3 separate regions of the Mus musculus genome follow, and regions 2 and 3 are each linked to region 1. Evidence: chromatin loops called from intact Hi-C (ENCODE). Cell type or tissue: heart. All regions are shown on one strand.

Region 1 (5,000 bases):
CCTCTTACAAGTTCTCCACAGTCTGATAGAAAGACTCAAAAAAGCCAGTATGTATATTGGAGGAGCTTGGTGTTTATGGGATGGACAGTTGAGATGTAGTTTGAACTTAAGTATTCCATCCCATTAATAGAGATGAATACAAATTTAATAAGTTGTCTGTTGTAATAATATAATATCTGTCACCACAGATGATGGGCAGATATAAAGTCATGCAATTTCTAAACCTAAGACTGTCTGTTACCTCAGAAGTGATAATGGCAGTCAATGTGAAGAATAATTGATCATTTACAATGTATCATCCAAGCACCCACAAGCACTTCTGTACACTTGGTGAGGTTTGACCAAGACATGCAGGTGTTAGTGTGCTAGCGAACCTGATGATTTCTCGTAGCCACCTAATCACCATAGACTTAAGAAAAAATGAACACACAGCAAGAATAGATGGTAGGTCACTGACTTATAAAAAACATGTGGATTTTAGAAAGAATACTAAAAAGAAGGACTAGTCATCTGAACACTTCTCTTGTCTGTGTATAACAGTATTCGTGCAGCTGAAGGACTGGATGCTCTGAAATTATGAATTTATTCATTTTGGCTATATATTCACTCCATACACCCCCAAACTCTCCATCACTCCATACATCCCAGACTCCCCATCACTCCATACATCCTCCAGACTCCCCATCACTCCATACACCCCAGACTCCCCATCACTCCATACATCCCAGACTCCCCAGACCCTGCTTGCCTAGCTACAAAGCAGTCTGTTCTTCCTTCTATTCACTGTACTTGACTTTTGCTTTCCTAACTATAAGGGCTCTAAGTACATATTCGTTTAGAGGAAAAAAAATTGGTTCTCACTAAGAACTCCAAGGACAAAGGTCATATTTGCATTGCAAAGAGTTTTGAGACAAGTTTATGATGGAGGAGCTTAAGGTATCTGTGCTGGCAAGCTTGCAAGCATTGAAAAGGAATCACTCTCCACCAATGGAAACTCTTGCTTCCAAGTGGGCCTTTGTCTTAAGTAAGTCTTAGGATAATGATTGTCTACTTTGTGACTAGCTCATCCTGTTGTGGCCTTAACTTATAGGAAGTTCTTTCTCAAGTTTCTTTTTATCTAAAAGAAAAGGAATCCAACGGGGAGCCAGACTCATGGGTAAAAAATTGTGCGTGTCATTTATTATCTATCTAACAAACTTCTGAGACCTTACATGCCAGTAATGAGCTGTAAGTGATCATTATAGGTGACTAGGATACACTCAGGATACAGGAAACCACATAAGGCAACTAGAAAAGGGTTGTAATGAATGTAAAAGAGTTTAAGGCTTTTAACAAGACATATATGATGCCATACTAATCTTTAAAAACTTACAAAGAAACTGAGGTAAAGTTAACTTACAAAGAAACTGAGATAAAGTTAAAAAAATTTATTTTTACAAAGTAAAATGAGATTAGATTTTCGCAACCACCATGAGTTCCTGTTCATGGAAAGGGCATGGGTCATTATGTGACCGAGAGGTAAGAGAGACCAGGGCAGGAAAAGCATTTAAAGGCTGTCCTAAGAAAAACTTGACTTGAAAACAATAGCACTTGTGTTTTAAAATAATTACCCTGGCTGCTGTATTGGGAATCAAATGTCAGATAATGAGATTAGGTAGGGTCTTGGAATCCTACTATCAGAAAGGTGCAGAAATCACCACAGGAGATGATAATGTCCCAGATGGTACGGAATCTCTGGGGTGGTGAGAAGTGATTAGGCTCTGAAGATCAGTGAAGAGACAGCCTATAGGACTAGCTGATGAATCAGACGCAGGGTGAGAGAAGAGTGAAGAATGGTTCCAGGATTGATGCTCTCTGCCTCAACAAGGCTGGTGTAGAGGGAGCCACAAAGGGGGAGCCAGCAGTGAGGAAGATGCACTAGGGTAGAATGAGAAGCAATGAGAATCAGAATTATGGTGATGCCACAGGAAAGCAGAAGGGACAGGGACCATCTAAGATGCACAGTGGGCGTAGAAGCAAGAGGGTGGGAGGAAAGTATGGAATGACTCCTAATATTCTGGCATGTGGTGGTGGTGGTGGTAGTAGTAGTAGAGTAGTAGTAGTAGTAGTAGTAGTAGTAGTAGTAGTAGTAGTAGTAGTAGTAGTAGTAGTAGTAGAGTAGTAGTAGGAGGAGGAGGAGGAGGAGTAGGAGGAGGAGGAGGAGGAGGAGGAGGAGGAGGAGGAAGAGAAGGAGGAGGAGGAGAGGAAATAAAGCACAAAGCTTTTCTAAGCTGTCTGATGTGTTAGAGGCTAATACATTTGTAACCTCAGATTTTGATTGCTTATGTGTCTGGGTTTAGAGTGTGCATTCTTACCCATTGCACAGACTAGTAGGACAGGCATTTGCAGGCTGGAAAGTACCTTTAGAACAGAGTCTGCCCCTTAGTGTTCCAAGAAGGCAGTGCTCCAGGAAAGTCCCCTTGGGTGGCTAAAGAAGAAAGGGAAGCTGAGCCAGTGGTGAGTGGCCCAGGAGCCTATTCATCACTAGAACTCTGGCTCTTGTCACCCTGTCACTGTCCAAAAGTGAGAACGTTGGCAAGTGCCAACTACTGTGCGTGAAGACAATAACTTTTCAAGTTATGCATTTTGTAAGGAAGACTTACATGGTCCAGACATGTTGCAATCAGTACCTCAGGTCTGTTGCTTCCCACTTTGTTCTTCCCATCTCTCATCCCTGATGCCATGCAGGCTGTGGCCTACGTGACCATTAAGCAGGTCCAATCTCTACCTCCAGCTTTATACTGTCTGCCCTTCCACATCTTGAGGAACTTCTCTGGGCACTCTAGCAGGCATTTCAGATCTAATGGATGTTCCTAGCCCTCTAGTGTCCTAATGACTCCATCCCTAAGCCCAGGAGGTCTGTATTTCCTTTTAATTACCTATACTGTCAGCAATGTCCTACAGGTGTTTTTTTGTTTTTTTTTTGTTTTTGTTGTTGTTTTGTTTTGTTTTCAAAAACATAGCTCTAAGAAAATGGGCTAGTCTATAACAGATCAGGCTTTATTGCTCACACACTTCGCTGGGTTCTCTCCTCAACCTTATCTGAAATACCGGATGTGGCTGACATCCTGTAGTTCAGTAAGTGGAGACTGAAGAGCCTAGAAATGTTAAGAGAGAATCTCTTCCTTCAAAAGAAACAAGCAAACAGACGGGAGTGGGCAGATGGTGAGGCAAGTGCCACCAACAGGCAGTGAGCGCTCAGCAAACATCACCTTCTGACCTTACTTGGTTACTCTGTTTAGCTTTGTAAAATGTGAAGGGGTTGGACAAAGTTTAAAAGACTCGGTTCTCCCTTTCACAGCGGTAACAATTGGCAACAAAGTTCTGGCTGGCTCGGCTTGCCTCTCACATCCACAGGTCTGACTGGCAGGAAAGAGAAAGAACGTCCTGCTGGTGAGCGAAGAAGCTGGATTTGGAAAGTGGTGAGACCTGGAGTAAAATCCAAGGTCACCCTCTGTGTCCTGCAGGCTGCAGCGTGTCCTATAATCAGAGTGCCTTTTTTTTTCAAATTATTTTAATTATTAGAATGTGTAACTATTAGAATGTAAAGCTTTTAAGTATGCAAATAAAAAGTTTAAAACCTTGGTATGGTGAGATAGCCTAGTGAGTCTAGATTCTTATTGAGCCAGCCTGGTGACCTAAGATCTATTCCTAAACCTCACACAACATGAAAGGAGAGCACCAACTTCATAAAGCTAGCTTCCAGATGCATACCATGGCACTTGCTCCTACACATGGCTTTGTTGCCAATAATAATAATTTTTTTTAATATTTCAGAATCTGAAAAAGAAAAGAAAACTGAAAGACTGCTTTTAGAGTTTGAAAGACAACATTGTTGAGATAATTATGGAACTGCTGAGTCAATGTAATTCCTAGCAAAGCACACCAGTTCCTTTTGTGCAGAATAGACAAGTCTACCCTAAAATTCATACAGAAACTCAAGAGAGAGAAATTCAAGGGAAAGGAGGAGGAAGGGCCAGAGGGAGGGGGAGAGAGAGGACTTCAGAAGGAACAAAGCTGACGGCCTTACTTCCTAATTTCAAACTTTTCACAAAGCTACAGTAAACGGCACTATGTGATGGGGGCAGAGAACAGACACAGACCTGAGCAACATGGATGCAAAGTCCAGGAATACACCCCACGTTTATCATCCAGGATGCTGGGATAATTCTACAGAGAAAGGACAGTTTAGTTTTTTAAAATAAATTTATTGGAGTATGTGCAAAAGAACCTTGCTCATACACAAAAATGAACTCAAAACAGATTAGAGACCCAGATATGAACAGAACAGACTTAGTTCTTATGAGAAAATGTTAGCAAGTAATAAACACATTTGGCTTATTATACAATGCAATATCTTCCCATTATGAAAGGAATAAAGTATTGATGTGTGCTGCACAACAGATAAACCTTACATCATGCTCAGTGCAAGAAGCAAGCCACAAAAGGTCAAGGGCTACTCAATGTCATTTCTATGAAATGTCAACACAAGCAGTTGACCAACACAGATGGACACCTGCCAGGATTCTGGAAAAAGGAAGGGGAAATGGGACTATTTCTGAGTGAATATGGTTCCTTCTTTTAGTGGTAATTAAGATTTGCCAAATTAAATAGTGGTGTTGGTTAGCCAACTCTATGCATATACTAAGCAGTCCAACTGAATGAATAGTGTGCCAAGAGTTTACATTAAGTTTATACGGCCTGCTTTTGTGTGTTAACAACATTTTAATAAAGCTGCTGAACATTTAAAAATAAATTTAATGAACACATCTTTAAAACCCTCCACAGATCACGCCCTCCACTAGCCCAGCACCCTAGTGCAAATGTATACAGTGCCCTCCTAAGGCTGCGTTGCAGCTCATCCTTCCAAAGCAGTCTACTCTCTAACCAAAGCACCGTCCTCTCTAAAAATGCAGACAAAGTCCCCGGGGCTCCAGAGCGAAGCCCTCCACCGGCTTACT
Region 2 (5,000 bases), 53 kb after region 1:
CTCAGAAATCTGCCTGCCTCTGCCTCCCATGTGCTGGGATTAAAAGTGTGCGCCACCACGCCCAGCCTCTACTACCCTCTTAACTCCCCTGACCATGCCCCAAATAAACTCTATTTTATACTATACTGTCCTGTGGCTGGTCCCTCAGGGGGAAGGGATGCCTCAGCATGGGCCCTCAGAGGCACTGCTTTCCCCCATACCTGACTACATCTCCATAGAACATATCCCCCCTCTCCTTATCTTTTTATAAACACATCAAAAACAACCCCAGGAAGCCTTTGTCTCATCCGTAAGAGATAGCAATCCTCAGTACAAAATTCGATGGAAAAGAATGAACATGGGCTCTCAGACTTTTTCCCACGCCTACCAGCAATTGATCTGAAAGCAATTACTGTAGGCCCACAGCCTGGGTACAGAGCCATGGGACAAACTCGGGAAGTTCCACACTGAGGTCTGATTACAACTGAGCTCTGAATCAGCAATTAGATTTTCTTGACCCAGCAAATTTTCTCATCCGCCTTGGCGAGCCTGATTAAAATACCCATTTCTTCAGAAACGAAAATCCCAATTCCTATAAAATGATATCCTTGACCCGGAGGCACCTGCTTGTGTAGGTCCGATAGGCTCAGTGTCTTTCTTCAGTGGGACTCCTTCAAGTACTCAGGACAGGGAAGACGTGGGAGGGGCCTGAGAGCAGAGGTGACAAACTCTGGTCTCCAGCAAGCAAGCATGTGATGAAAGGAGGGGAGGAGGCCTGAGGTGACCAGACAGGGCTTGGGCAACCTGCCAGCTCAACTCTAACTCTCCACTGGCAAGAAGACAGACATGGAGGTGTTTATGGAATGTCTGCTAGTTATTAAATGCTAGATAAAAAATTACCAGATTAGCCAACTCACACACTGGGGACCTATTTATAGCTTCATGGCTAGAAGTAAACAAACCGCTAACAGCGAGGCCCGAGGCATGGATCATTTAGGGTAGAGACATATTTGAGAACACCAAGAACACATAATCTCCTGAATGTCTCATCCTCTCGCATGCCCACGTGCTCTGCGGTATTAGAACGTCTTTGTTGAGTCAACATGATCATGAGTATTTTGGTTTTTTGTTTTTTAATTATTTTTCTTTTATTTACTTTTTTTTTTTTTTTTTTTTGATCATGAGTATTTTGTAACAGACATTTAACCATATAATCAGAAATGTCTCAGGCCTCCTTATCTGACATTCTGACAGTGAAGTAACTGGCAGAGAAATGAGATAGCTGGGAAACCTGGTACCTGTTGTCCTGGGGCCAGGGTCTCTCCAGAGAAACAGAGCCTGGAGTGGGGGAGGGGAAAGCAGCAGAGGGAAAGAGACAGGTAGATTCATTTTAAAGGGTCAGTGCCCATGACTGTGGGGAGAGTGAGGCTGACCTTTGTGCAGTAGGCCAGCAGGTCGAAACAGAGGCAGAGTTTCCATATCACATTCTCCAGGCAGGGTTTCTTCATCTCTAGGAATTTGTTCTCAAGGTCTCACCTGATTAGAAGGAAGCTATATTGGCATATAAGCTATGTAGAATTTAGCTGATACAACACATTAATTATAACTGTAAAGCGCATGGCAACATCAAGACTAGCATTTGATAAGATTGTGGGCCCTGTAGCCTATCCAAGTAGATATGACAAATGAACCAAGAGATGAGGGAGCAGCCATCTTGGCCATGCACTTGGCTGAGAGCATAGAGTAGGCCAGCTTGTTGGAACTGCCAAAGCCTTTAAAAACAGAAGTAAAGGGCCTGGAGAGAGCTCTGTGGTTAAGAGGGTTTGCAGCTCTTGCAGAGGACCTAAGTTCAGTTCCCATTGTCTCTCTCACTGCTGCCTGTAACTCCTGCTCCAGGGCATCTGACACCCTATGAAGTGTTTCATTATAGTATAGCTGTCTGGGGTCCATAGGGTGGGTGTTGGGTAGGGGTCCTAAAGTAGTGCTGGAGAGAAACTTAGAGTGGGGAAATGGGAGGGTGTATCATGAAAGGCTTTGAACCCTGCTGGTCCCGATACATAGATTACTATTTTTTTTAAAGGTGGTTTCTCTCTCCAGTCTACTTTGAGAGGTTATATGTATGTTCTAGTCAATGATTTATTTATTTTTCCTGTTTGTGGTCTCTTCTTCCCAGATCTGGACCTGCGGTCTTGGGAGTTGGAAGGATCTGATGGGAAACCCTCAAGAGACTTCTGGACTCAAAGTGAGAATCTTGCAGGACCTGCCATTTGCACTTTTGAACCCTTTGGACGGTGACCCAGGGCTCCGAAGAGGAGCTTGTAAGACTGACAATCTTCCCTCTGTCTCAAGACTCTCTGAACAGCAAGACCCCAATGGCACTTTAGACTTACCCCTGGGATCCTGGACCCCAGTGAGGGCCTAAGGCTCCTAATGACTTTCAGGGTGAGAACAAAAGGAATTGCTCTCCGCCCCACCCCCACCTCCTGCTTTCCGCAGGGAGACATGGAAATTCCCAGTTACTAAAATAGATTGTCAATAGAGTTATTTATAGCCCTCATTTCCTCCGGGGACTTGGAAGCTTCAGACAGGGTTTTTCATAAACAAAGTCATAACTGATGTGTTTTACAGCATCCTAGAATCCTGGCAGCCTCTGAAGTTCTAATTAACTGGAAGCATTTAAGCAACACGTTAAGTACCCCCACTGTGGTATTTGTTTCTACTTTTCTGTTTTTAAAGTGTGAGTCACAAGGTAATTGTTGTAACCTGTGATATCACTGTTTCTTGTGTCTCTTCTTTCAACTACATCTTTTAAAACAAAACGGTGTGGGGTTTGGTTGTTTTGGTGGTAGTGGTAGTGTTTCTCAGTGGTATCTCCTTAAGAAAAAAAATCATCATGCCAGTGAATTGTTTCTTCAGCCATTTCAGATGGGAAGCTGGAATAGCCTGTCCCCCAAGCTAAGCCTTCTTCCCTAGCTTTCTGCGTGATTTTACATTGAGCATTCCTGTTGCTTTGTTTCTATAACTGTAATGTGGTGATGTCATTGTTAGGGCACTTGAGGGTGGGCGTTCTGGAAGTCCTTTCAGGTTAGTGTTTGGGGGCAGGGTTGCTCAGAATACATAAAGGTGCTAACTTAAACTGCAGCCATGGAGCTCAGTGAATTCACTAACCTTCGGGCTGTCCAAATGTGCACATTAGCTACTGTGACCCCTGTAGGTTAGGGAGCCTGAAGCCAGCTCTTTACCTGGTGTTTAGACTCAGCAGAATTTGGAGTCAATGGGACCAAATGGTTGTGAAATTAAGATTTGAAGTGTGCATCTTATTTTATCACCATCTGCCCAACAAAACTTCAGAAAATGCCTTTGAAGCACAAAAATGTAATCGTTTATGTGAAATCTCTGAGTTGCATTTAGATGCCCATTGCAGCAAGGTGGCTCTCTCACAGATTCCACACCTTAGCCTAAGATACCAGACAGCAGGACAGAGAGAAAAGTCCTTCCTGGTGTGCAAACTTCCTTACACTGGACCTCGCCTCTCAGGTGTGTGATTGGTAGGCCAAATCCCGATAGCCAATCGGTGTTGGGTGCTTTGTCTGCTCTACTGGGAGTCCAGTGGTACAATGGATTCTGGCAAAATGCTGCCATCTTGGCCCTCGCTGGGCTGCTTTCTAGGATATTCATAGAGAAAGGGCCGTCCAGATCCAGTATCCTAAAATCCTGAGAGGAGAATATAAGTTAGTGTGTCTCACTATAACTATCTCTATGATCGGTCACATTACTATCTAACAGTTACCAAATACTATATGCCTAATACTGGTAAGCATTTTATACACACCATTGGATTGAATCCTCTCAAAATCCTCAAAAAGGAAGTTATTAATACCTCCATAGGCAAGGAGCCCAGAACCCAGAGAGGTCAGGCAGTCTAGTTATAGATGCCTGCTTTGTTTAGAAGTGAACAAGAGCATCAAATTATTAATGTGCCCTGGTTATTAATGCGCCCTGGTTACCTGCTGGATGGAACATCAAGGTGGACTTTTGGCAGTTGCATACACCCAGAGGTATTTTGGCTATTCACGGATTAATTTCACACGAAGTGTTTCAGAGACATGTGTAGGGGAAGTCCGGGTTCAGGGGGCCTAAGATTCAAACTCTAGCTTAGCTACGTCTGACCTCCCTAAGCACTAACTTACTATCAAAAGAATGAGCAGTAAAAGAATGGTGTTTACTGCCTGCCTTTATCAGGCAGTGAACGTGCAGCGGGCAACGAATGCTTGATAAGTGTGTGTCAGTGTGAAGTCCCATGTACCAGCCGCTGTCCCCACTGCAAAAGCAGCAGAGCGCTCAGACATCATCAGCTGATTTACCAGCAGCAGATTTCTTCTTCTAGTCCCATCCCTGAAGAAGCTTCCAGCCTAGGTACATTGCATGGGCTTTGTGCTCCAGGAGTTCCTACACAGCCCTCAACTTCAACACAGGCAAAGTGCTTACTGATCCTCATGTATCTTACAGGGTCCCCTCTACCCACAATACCTCATTGCTGGAACTTCAAATCTTCCTGAATAAAAGCTTGCCCGTGGTTTAATTATTACCTATACTAGGAGATTTTCCTCCAGCTGTCTTTCCTTTGGACACAGAAATGTGCTCACTTTCTCTGTCTCTCTGTCTCTGTCTGAATCTGTCTGTCTGTCTGTTTCTGTCTCTCTCCCTCCCTCCCTCCATCCCTCCCTATCTCTCATTCCCATCCAATGATGCTTACATGTTTTCGTTTTTGAACTCTGAGGACTGGAGCACACGTTATCTCCCCGCTTGGACTCCTTGAAAGCAGAGAGAAAAGAGGATCTTCCCATGCCCAGAGCACCTTGTGTGAGATAGGTGCTTTGTGTGTGACTGACCCTGAAACTTTAAATATTGAAAATAACATGACGCTCATTAGTCTGACTTTTTATGACCGTAATGTGATTGGCTAAAAAAGTAAATAATGGGAACTTTAAAAAATGTAATTCAAATATAATATTATTTCT
Region 3 (5,000 bases), 67 kb after region 1:
AAAACATTTCTGCTTCAGTCAAATTACCATGGGTTTGGAAGTGTCTGTGTCTGCCCAGTTCACAGGACTCAAGTGTGTTAAGGGTTTGGGCTTTATGCTTCTCCTTGGCTGGGCTTGAAATATCAGATTGCCCATGTAAGACACCCAATATCTAGCACAAACTGTAGCTGTCATTCCATTCCAGTGTGTGGTTGGTTGTTGGCTGGTTTTATAACAGTAAGGTCTCATGTAGCCCACACTGGCCTTGAACTCCTGGTCCTTGCCCCCTCTTCTACCTCTGATGTTCTAGGGTGGTGACTAGGTAGCACCACACCTAGTCATGATTATAACCTCACTGGTGTTTGGTGACTCAGACTTCACATTTAAGCAGGGATAATTAAGCTCTATTTTTTTTTAACATTAAGCAAACTAACTATTTTTTTCTTAAGATTCTTCAGCAAAGTCACAACCAGATGAGGCCAAGACATCCTAGATCTGTTACAAAATTAAGCCCTAATAATATGGTATTTTGTAATTACATGTCTGTTTGTCTATAACAGCCTGTGAGGTACTGAGAAGCAAGAATTGATTTTTTTCTTTAAAAAAATCCATTTTCATAATCATAGAACCCAAAACAATGGTTGACATTCATAAAATACTTTTAGAAATACTGTGCAGGGAGTCTAGAGAAAAGAAGCCAAGAAAGAAAAATATGTCAGTGAACTCAGGCATGACCACTGGGTCCACGTAGTCCCACCAACTGCCAGATCTGTCCCTTCAGTGGCCAAGGAATGTATCAGATTCACACAGCTTAACGGAGCCAGCAGCTGTGGTCACTCCAGCCACCCTGCTCCTGCCTCTCACCCTCTCCTGATACCTGGTTCCTGAGAAGAGCAATGAGTATTATTTGGCTTGTCATATAGCCTTTTCTACAGGAATAGCATATTCTAAGGTGACATTGAACTTATTTCTCAGTGGTGTCTTATTACAGAAACGTTTCGGAGGAGTTTTATTATCATAGCCCAGATTGTTAACCTAATTTTGAGTTTACTGTGACTAAACTTTTTTTTCTAGTGTGTGTGCCTGTGCATGTGTGTAGGTATGTGGGCGTGCAAACACATATGTGTGGAGGTCTAAGGCTGATGTCTTCCTTGACTGTTCACTTACCTATTGAGACAGGGTCTCTTGATGACCCCTGAGCTTCTTGTGTTGGCTAGTCCAGCTAGCCAGCATTCTCCAGGGACTCCCTACCAATCCTCCAGCTTGCTAGGATTGTAGGCTGGCTACCACACCCACCAGACTTTGACACTGCTTCTGAGGCTCTCAGTTCTTGTTACTTGAAAACACTTTACCCACTGAGCCACCACCACAACCCCTGGTGATTAAATTTGTCAACTTGATTCTCCTGAAAGGTCACAACTAGGAGACTAGTAAAGGTGACTCATGATATATCTGTGGGGTCACATCCACAGAGAATCCCATACGTGGGGAAGACCTGTGCTGCATGTGGTTGGAACTGCGCCATCCTGTAGACTGAGTGATCCAGGCAAAGGAAAAGTGGGATAAGGACAGCCCTTGAGAATGGGCTTCTTCTCAAATGCATCCCTGCCCCCATGCTGTCTCCTTCCCTCCTTGTTGGAGGTGTCGGTCCACTCTACCATGCAATACTCTTCCTGCCGTGATCACGGACACTCTAACACTGAGCCAGAAGAAATGTCTCCCTCCTTGGGGTGTTTTGTGGGGTTTCTTGTCACAGAGAAGAGAAAGCCAATTAATTAACATATTAACAGAACATCTCTGTTGATCTTGGAACAAAACCCTGAGATGCTAGCAAGGACCTGCATCCTGCAATGATGTGGCAGTGCCTGCAGCTGCCCCCATCTAATAGAACTTGTGTACCACTGTTCGTTCTAACAGCCAGGGTCCTCCCAAGAGGAGATGGTGCGTGCTTCCTGCTCAGTTCTGTTTGTCCTATGAAAATTAACTTCCACATTATAACAGCTGCAGCAAACAGAGGAAGCAAGCATGCCCAGGATGTTCATCTGTAGAGACAGAAAGGAAGAAATGATCATATTGCTTGTTAAACCAGGACATGTGCTGAAATGATTAACTTACCAAGCAATTTAAAATTGGAATAGAAAAAATACAAAATATTTAGTCAAGATAAAATTTGAACAGGCTTTTCCTGCTGTTTCATTGGCCAAGAAATTTCTTAATTGTATCACTACTTACATACATACTCTATAGTAATACGCTAAGCAATACACTAGACTATATGAAGCTGGTGGTTTCATAGATTGTTTATGGAAGAATAAATTGGCACAATGAGGCATATATAGGATTTATAGCATGGAGGGCAGGCCACTTGTCCTCCAGTTTGCTCAAGTAATTCTGCTGCTCAAAAATCTCTCCAAGGAAATGCAAAATATAGAAGACACTGTAGGCACAAAAAGTTGTTCTCTCTCTCTCTGTATGTGTGTGAGAGAGAGAGAAAGAGAGAGACAGACAGACAGACAGACAGACAGAGAGACAGACAGAGAGACAGAGAGAGACAGAGTTAGATTGCTCAAGGTTAATGTCCCTGTTTAGAAATGCTATTCCAGGAATTTTCTTCTAAAGAAAAGAAGTAGAACAGAAGGGAAAGAACTTGCTTTAGTTACAACATCTCTGTCCCCAAACTGGAAATAACTTGTCTAGCAGAGTGAAAATAGATTAGTCATAGAGCTGTGTTGGTATTATAGGTTACCATCGGACCATGGAAATCTCAAGAACAAAATTACAGAGAAATACAAAAAAAATTGTTGAATGTCATCTTAAGTCTCTGTATGTTGGTAAGTTATTATGAAGTCAGCACACAATTTGCATCTATTACTTGTCCATTCTCATGGGACCCTATGGGGGCAGGGGGTTCAAGTCTTAGACAGAGGAGAAAATGCAGACAGTGTTGCTGAGCCAGGACTGAAATGTAAGCTCACAAATACCAAAGCCCAGAGGAGAGACCAATAGTGGTGGGTATGTGTGAGAGAAGGGGCGGGGGATGGTGGGGTAATGCGCAGGGCACCTTAGCACCATTTGGGGTACAGTGCCAAGCCAAAATAAACAACCAAGGTAAGAAAATGGCTGGAAAGGAGTGCCCTAGACTGTCAAGAGGGCTTTGTTCAAAAACAAGGTTCAAAAATATGACCCTTCTGGAGAATCATATGCATACAAAATTCCTTTTAAGACAGCTAGCTGTTGGGCTTTGTGCAAACTGTCATTTTTCTCTAGAGTATGTTTTCTAAAGCAGAATGGCCACTGAGATGCTGTGGTGTTCACAGACAACAAAAATACCTCCACGATGTTGTTATTAGCAAGATCGTTTCTTTACAAAATTTGGGGAAAATTCCTCCTTAAAATCCTTTTGTAAAGATCAGCAGTAGGGTGGGAGGTGGTGGGGCAAACAGCTTATATTTCATATTCCTTTCTTTTTTTTTTCCTTCTTTCACTTTGCTTTCAAGGCTGTGTAACAAGAATTATAGTAATAGTGAGTAGCTCTGCCCATGCCATGAGACTGTAAGCAATTTTTATTCTCACTGTATTTGAGAGGCAAGCACAATTTGAGTATTTTCAGCATAAAAACATTTAAACATTATTTTTTTAAAATATGTTTAAATTTTAGAATTTCACTGGGGTTTTGGCAAAATTTTATACATACAACTTGTGTTTCCCGCAATATCGAGCGCAGATTTCCACCTGTGTTTTTCTGAGACTCTGAAGAGAAACTAAAAGATAAGTTTGAGCAGACACTGGGCTTGCCAGCATCCTGCTGGCCTCAGGAGATGTCACAAGGGCCAGAGCACATACGCATGACTGAGCTGTGGCTGAGCATATGAACCACATGTGACAAGAGACAGTGTGAGCACCCCTTCTGACGACTGCTTGGGGAAGTTGTCTTCAAGAACCACCCCAGGGTAGAAAAGTCATGTGTAGGGAGTGCAAGGGTCCTTTCCCAAAACACAAAAACTTTTGTTCAATGTTCTCAGAATGAAGAGTCTTTAGAGTGTCATCCCCAGGTGACTGCGACATAGTGGAAGTGACTCTGTGAGGGCTGTTGGGAAAGCATGAAGGCCCTGAGGGACAGTTCAAAGCCAGTTCAACCAGAGCTTTTATTTTCTGACTGAGCATCTGAGTGACAGGGTAAGGCACTGGACCATCTCAGCAACATCCTTCTGTTTCAAGGGTATATGGGGTCCACCCACTCCCCGGGGCGTATTACATTCTATCTTGTGATTTGAATCCCCGACAGCTATGTGTCATGAAGAGTACAAAACGTTGTATTAGATATGTTTCACACTGGGGGGGTTCAAAGAAAACTAGAGAAATATACATCACAAGCTGGGAAAGTTGTATCAAAACTGAGATTGCATACAGTTGTATGTCCAATGAAGGGAGACGGGCTCCAAGGAATTCAAAACAGAAGGGAGCTCGTGATCAGAAGTAAGGTAAGAAGCAGCGAGGAACGGAGAAGTGCGCTGAGCCTGGATGCTTTCCGGTGACGTGTGGAGAACAAGAATCGAGACTTGCTCTCCAGGATTGGGACTCCAAAATCCACCCAGCTGTCCAACCACTCCCCGGGCCACTCAGGATGGTCACTGGCATAAATTCCAGAGAAGCGCCTCAGATATGCCTTGCTGAAGCAAGAGTTTCTCTTGTAGTTGTAGATTGTGAGGGCTTCTGAGGGACCCTGAAGACAACTCCCAGGGCGCAGTCAGGGCAGCAAGAGCCACTCAGGGTCCTTGGGGAAGTAGGCATTTTCCCATCAATTCCGTCTGTTACAGTGGTGCAGTCACCGCCCGCGGTACTTGCTGGAACTCAGGCCTGAGTGCTGAAGAAGAACAATGTAAACTTGCAAGAGTTCGAGGCCAGCCTGGTCTACAAAGTGTGTTCCAGGACAGCCAGGGCTATACAGAGAAACCATGTCTCGAAAAACCAAAACCAAACAAAAAAACCACGTGGTGTTTTATTTGACCTGCCTTTCTTAT

What was found. Hi-C counts contacts between places; a loop is a spot of excess contacts. Peaks named below come from ENCODE experiments on the same cell type or tissue, not always from the same donor. Only the 100,000 strongest peaks of a DNase experiment are listed, where the experiment ranks them.
Region 2: a loop joins it to region 1, with 4 times the contacts of the local background. A loop is called at or near these places in 4 of 42 quality-filtered maps.
Region 3: a loop joins it to region 1, with 2.0 times the contacts of the local background. A loop is called at or near these places in 4 of 42 quality-filtered maps.

The regions. Positions count from the first base shown.
Region 1 is chr19:29,415,631-29,420,630 of GRCm38, forward strand. The region is part of intron 1 of Pdcd1lg2 (programmed cell death 1 ligand 2); the gene reads left to right. Among named protein-coding and RNA genes, the nearest start is that of Pdcd1lg2, 7.2 kb to the left of the region's middle. In heart, CTCF peaks have their summits at 2,421 and 3,431; no DNase peak of the experiment used is centred here; H3K27ac peaks cover 577 bases.
Region 2 is chr19:29,468,364-29,473,363 of GRCm38, forward strand. It overlaps Pdcd1lg2 (programmed cell death 1 ligand 2), which reads left to right. Exons shown (of 6, transcript NM_021396.2): 6 at 2,153-4,564. Among named protein-coding and RNA genes, the nearest start is that of A930007I19Rik, 51 kb to the right of the region's middle. In heart, no CTCF peak of the experiment used is centred here; DNase peaks (open chromatin) are centred at 738 and 2,458; H3K4me3 peaks cover 771 bases; H3K27ac peaks cover 4,595 bases.
Region 3 is chr19:29,482,829-29,487,828 of GRCm38, forward strand. No RefSeq gene overlaps it. Among named protein-coding and RNA genes, the nearest start is that of A930007I19Rik, 37 kb to the right of the region's middle. In heart, no CTCF peak of the experiment used is centred here; DNase peaks (open chromatin) are centred at 1,933 and 3,903.